Linked DNA regions of Homo sapiens: region 2 is linked to region 1. Evidence: chromatin loops called from intact Hi-C (ENCODE). Cell type or tissue: chondrocyte. All regions are shown on one strand.

The links. Hi-C counts contacts between places; a loop is a spot of excess contacts. Peaks named below come from ENCODE experiments on the same cell type or tissue, not always from the same donor. Only the 100,000 strongest peaks of a DNase experiment are listed, where the experiment ranks them.
Region 2: it touches region 1 in a loop (2.9-fold over the local background); 26 of 110 quality-filtered maps call a loop at or near these places.

What each region holds. Positions count from the first base shown.
Region 1 is chrX:153,967,916-153,970,415 of GRCh38, forward strand. The region is part of intron 1 of HCFC1 (host cell factor C1); the gene reads right to left. HCFC1-AS1 (HCFC1 antisense RNA 1) reads left to right here and starts at 850. Exons shown (of 3, transcript NR_046608.3): 1 at 850-1,155; 2 at 1,284-1,456; 3 at 1,870-2,176. RefSeq lists a silencer at 1,309-1,487 and an enhancer at 2,274-2,500. In chondrocyte, a CTCF peak has its summit at 1,123 (motif pointing left); no DNase peak of the experiment used is centred here.
Region 2 is chrX:153,921,485-153,923,984 of GRCh38, forward strand. ARHGAP4 (Rho GTPase activating protein 4) reads right to left here. Exons shown (of 22, transcript NM_001666.5): 2 at 121-325; 3 at 1-43. Among named protein-coding and RNA genes, the nearest start is that of ARHGAP4, 3.5 kb to the right of the region's middle. RefSeq lists an enhancer at 1,940-2,440. In chondrocyte, a CTCF peak has its summit at 1,535 (motif pointing right); DNase peaks (open chromatin) are centred at 157 and 1,633.

The DNA.
Region 1 (2,500 bases):
GCATTTCAAAGGTGATGGGCCCCAAAGACAGGTGGCAGAACGGCCTCTATGAAGGTTTGCACTCCCGCCCAACTCCGCCACCAGCTGGGAGGGCGACCCTGGACCTGTCACTTCCCCTCTTGGACCCCAATTTCCTCATCTGCAGAAACAAGGAAGTAGTTCCACTAGGTATTTTCCAAGGCTCCCTCCAGCTCCAAGAACCTATGGACATTACAGAGCCACCGTAGCCAAAGCTCTCGCTCCCCCACCCCCCACACCTGGCAGCACTCTGAATCCTTTGGCTTGCCACATGGAACTAAAATTCCCTAAGGACAAGCACAGTAGCTACCCTAAGAGCTCTCAAAGCACACACCCCCTGAAGCTTTCTTATCCTAGCAACGGGAACCCCTTCCAGATCAGCTCTCTCCAAAGGTACAAGGCTTTTTGAGGACTGATCCCGCAGAACTGCAAGGGGCACAGGCGTGAGAATATGCCCTGATCTCATCCCAAACACAACAAAAGAAGACAAGACAAAGGTGACGAGGCCGGGCTGGCGGGAGGGGGCAGAAACCCCGGTGAGGAAGAGGGCTTCAGGTCTGCCAGCTGCTCTCTCGTCTGAGGAATTGCCGATGACAGTTTCCAAACTGCTACCCTGGAGGATCCCAGAGCTTCATTTTAAGCAGCCCTTTGGAAGGCAGGCTACCCCTCTAATGCACAACCTGTCTTTGCAGACTGGTAATGAATTCATGCCAAAGTGGTCAATTCATTTTAATAAACTAATGAATATGCAGAGGCCCCAGGAAGCCAAGGCAGCAGTGGTGGTGGACTCTGGAGCCGACTGTAATTAGGCCCCTGCCCTACTTTCTAAAATTGCATTTCCCTGCCAGGGAGCCTGCTCCAGGCCTTATGAGAAGAAAGTCGGTCCACAGAGTGGAGAAGGTGCTGCTCATGGTGACGGTGCCTCTATAAACAGCCCCACCACTGGAGAAGCCTTAGCTTACTGAGCTAATTCCTGCTACTGCAGCTGCCTGGGCTGGCGCGGGGCACCACCAACCACCAAGCGCCCCCGCCCGGGGGCTGCTGAGAAAGGCCCTGCTCCCTGGAGGCAACAGGTGCTGAGAGACCTGGAACGAAAAACGGTCACAGACAACCCACCAGCCTTTCAAAGTCAACGTGGTAGGTGGCGATAATCTCCGAGATGTGGAGAAACCAGCACTTTCTGCCTTGGGGGGTGGGGAAGGAAGCGGCACCCAAGAGCCCAGCTCCAGCCTTCCCAACTCCCTAAACCAACTTTCTCCCTCCAGGCAGCTCCAGCTTCCCACCCCCAGAGCATCGAGGCACTGGAGCTCAGCCAAAGAACAGCAGCCTCTCACCGCTCAGGACACAAAGCCCACTCAGCGAGGGTTTGTCTGCAGGGCCACCACCGAGGCCAGGGGATCGCTAGAGCCCCCAGGAGAGAACGGCCGCGGAGCAAGGGGTTAGTGCTGGGAGCCGTGCCTGCCACTCAGGACTAGGGCATCCCAAGGCCCTCCCCCAGCCGCCTGCAGGGGGCTTTTCCCTCACCCAGACTCTTCCAGCTCTTGCCTGGGACCGAACTCACCCTGACCCTGCCTTCTGGGCAAGGCCAGGGTCCTGTGGGCCAACGGGCAGTCAGTAGGCAACTTGGGAACTGACCCTTGTGCTAGGGGCACAAAACGGGCCAAGTAGCCACCAAGAAAAAGGATGCCACAAAGCTGTCGTGGACAGCAGCAGGCTTTCTGCCCTAGAGACTAAGCAAGGCTACTAGGCAGAGGCAACAACAAACGGCCCCCACGAAGGCCGTGGTGCATCAGCCATACCTGAAGAGAGAGGTTCCTCCCCTTCCCAACTAACGGGCTTTGGGTTTTGCAGGGAGGCAGAAGAGCGGGTGGGGTAACCCCCTGGATCCGCAGAAGCGGGGAGACACACGACTACGCAGGCCGCTGAGGGGTAACTGGAATTCAGCTTGTAAACCAGAAGGCACCAGATTAGGAGAAGGGGCGACTTGGAAAGAAATGCTGCAGAAGTAAACGTGGAAAGGGAGAGGCGGCCCTGCCGCCGGCCCGTCCTAGGGGTCCCCAAGGCTCCGGCATTACCCGGGTCGGCGGATGTTAAACTCTGCGTCCTAAGAGCGCTTCCCTTCCCTCCCTTTTTCGAGAGACAGAGAACGAATCTGTAATCTAGAAATGGTCATTTCTCCAGAATGGGCACTCGAGATGAGGGAGAGCTGAGCAGGCGCAGGAGAAGGGAGGGAGGGAGGGAGGGGAGCTCTGCCTGCGCCAAGGGGACACATCCGCCCGCCCCAGCCCCAGCCCCAGCCCGCTGGGTAACGGTGTGGGTCTGAAGTCACCACCGCTGGCGACAGCCCCTCTCCCTCACCAGTCGGACTAGGGGCTTTCTTTTAACTAACGAAAACCAATCCTCAAACACGGGAGAGACAAGGGAACGGGGAGAAGATCAGAGAAAAGCACTGAAGCCCGGCACAGCAAAGGGGAGGGGCAAG
Region 2 (2,500 bases), 46 kb before region 1:
CACCGCCCAGCAGTGCAAGGGCGACAGGAGGGACGGCTCCTTCCTGGGGGTAGAGGGGCACTGAGACCTGGGAGCGGAGCTTGGGCCCTGCCGTGGCCCCCCTGCCAGCACATCACCTACCGGAAGCTTTGGTGCTCCCGGCTGCTCCCCAGGCGGCCTCCACGGCTGGAGAAGCGCTCGGCCAGCTTTTCCAGGCCCCGGGAGTATTCCAGCTCCACCTCAGCGCGGCGCCGCATGAACTCTGCCAGCTCCTGCAGCAACTCCCGCCGCAGCTCGCCCTGCAGCTCCAGGCAGCGCAGCTGCTCGCTCAGCTGCCAGCGCATCTCTGTGGGGGGAACCATGGCTCAGGCCTGGTCAGCACGCCCTGCCTGGGTCAGCCAGGCCAGCGTGGGATGGGAGAGGCAGAGGCACACAGACCCCAGTCCCGTCGGCTCTGAGGGCTCCTTCGGACCCAGCCTAGGCTGAGGGCAAGAGCTAAGAGGGGAGGAAAGAAGCTAGGCCCCTGCAGGCAGATCTGGCCTCAGCTGTCCAGCCGACCTCTGCGCTGAGGCCAACAGATGGCCAGAGCCACCCGGTTGAGGGGGAAGGGGAAGGGTGTCCCAGAGAGAGGGGAGAGCCGCCCCAGCGCCAGCCAGGCACCTTTCAGTTTGGCTTCCTGTCTCTCCCTCGTTCCTGGAAAGCCTCTGAATGGTTTCCCCTGCGACTTCCTTTCCCGCCGGTACCCAGGCTCCGGGAGGTGGCAGCCTCCCTTGCAAACACACGGATACACAACACACAGATCACAGTGCTGCTCAGGGCAAGCCTGCAGCGATCTCGCAGTCTCAGTGGCTGGGGAAGCCTGCCCTCAGGCCCCAGGGGAAAGGACAGTCCACAGTGAGGGCTGGGAGCCAGGGAGAGCTGATCCGGCCTTGTAAGTGAAAGAATGGGGCAGGGAGCTAGCCCCCGTCTTCTGACCCCACTTCCCACTCCCAATCACCCCCCGCCCCACCTGTGCATTCCCCCACCCTGCAGAGAGAGTCACACCCAGGGCCCCATACTGCCGGCCTTTTGACACCCTATCACTGGCTTGATTTGGCAACGCTGCTTCCCCCACACAGGCCTGAAGCAAAGAAGTGCCTGTCCAGCAAGTTTAAGCAACCTGCGGAAGACACTTTTGCCATCTCCTGAGTGCCCGTCCCGAGTAAATAAGATGCTAGCTCAGCTTCTGGCCAGCAGGCTGCCCACCTACTCATCTCCATCCACATCCCCAGGGAGGGACATGAATTGATGTCTTCATTCAGCAGAATGTTGATTATGCACCCATTCTGTGGCAGGCACGTTTTAAATACAAAGGCAAAGAGGTTTGACCAAGTGTCTGCCCTCTTGGAGCTGGGATTGGAATGGGGCACGAACACATATCAGAATGCCCAGGAGTGATGGGTGCGGAGAAGATGAACCCACAAAGCAAGATCAGAGCCAGGGGTGGGTGGGGACAGGGAGGACCTCTTTTTAAAGGAGGGTGGTCAAGAACAAGCCGCATCGTTGGAGCAGAAGGCTGGAGCTGGCTGTACGTGGGCAGTAGGGGGAGTCCGAGAGACCGGTAGGGACAGATGGCACAGAGCCCGGGGTCTGGGCAGAGCTCCCAGCTGGACTCCGAGTGAGAGAGGAGCCACAGTAGTGGGGTGATGTGGTCCAGCTTCGTTTTCAGGGCCCCCTCACACTGCCAGGTGGAGCCCAGGTGGCAGCTACTGTGCTAGTCCAGGCAAAAGACGGCAGGATTCAGACCAGCAGCAGCGAGGGAGGACTCCGCTGAGAAGAGCTCAATCCCATTGGATTTCTGTCCCGCCAGTGACTTCCCAGGGGCTGTTGCATGGGGACCCTGTGGGTTCCGCCTGCCCAGCATCCCTACCTCCTCCCCTGATCTCCTATTGGAGAATGTCCCCTTCCTAGTCTCAGCCCCCTTGACTCCAGGTGCCCCAGCCCTGGCTGCATGCGTCACCCATCCCTCTGTCCCTCCACTCCCTGCCCCCACCAGACTAGCCAGGTGAGGGACCCAGGAGCCTGACCCTTCCAATTGAATTACTGAACAGGAGAGCTCTTCCCACCGGCAGATCAAGCTGGGTAAGTGGAAGCCTGGGGCACGGGACCTCCCGACAGAGCAGGGCAGAGCCCACGATGCCAAGTGAGACAGATGGAGAGTGTCTTCATCCTATCCGAGGCTGGCCTCCTGTGGTTAACTCGTCAGCTCCAAGGCCAGGTGGGGTGGGCGCTAATGCCATTTGAAATCAGGAGAGTCCTCACTGAATCAGTTTAACGTTTTGTTTTGATTTTTTGTTTTGAGACGGAGGATGTTGCCCAGGCTGGAGTACAGTGGTGCGATCTCGGCTCACTGCAACCTCCGCCTCCCGGGTTCAAGCGATTCTCCCGCCTCAGCCTCCCGAGTAGCTGGGACTACAGGGGCGCACCACCACACCCAGCTAATTTTTGTATTTTTAGTAGAGACAGGGTTTCATCATGTTGG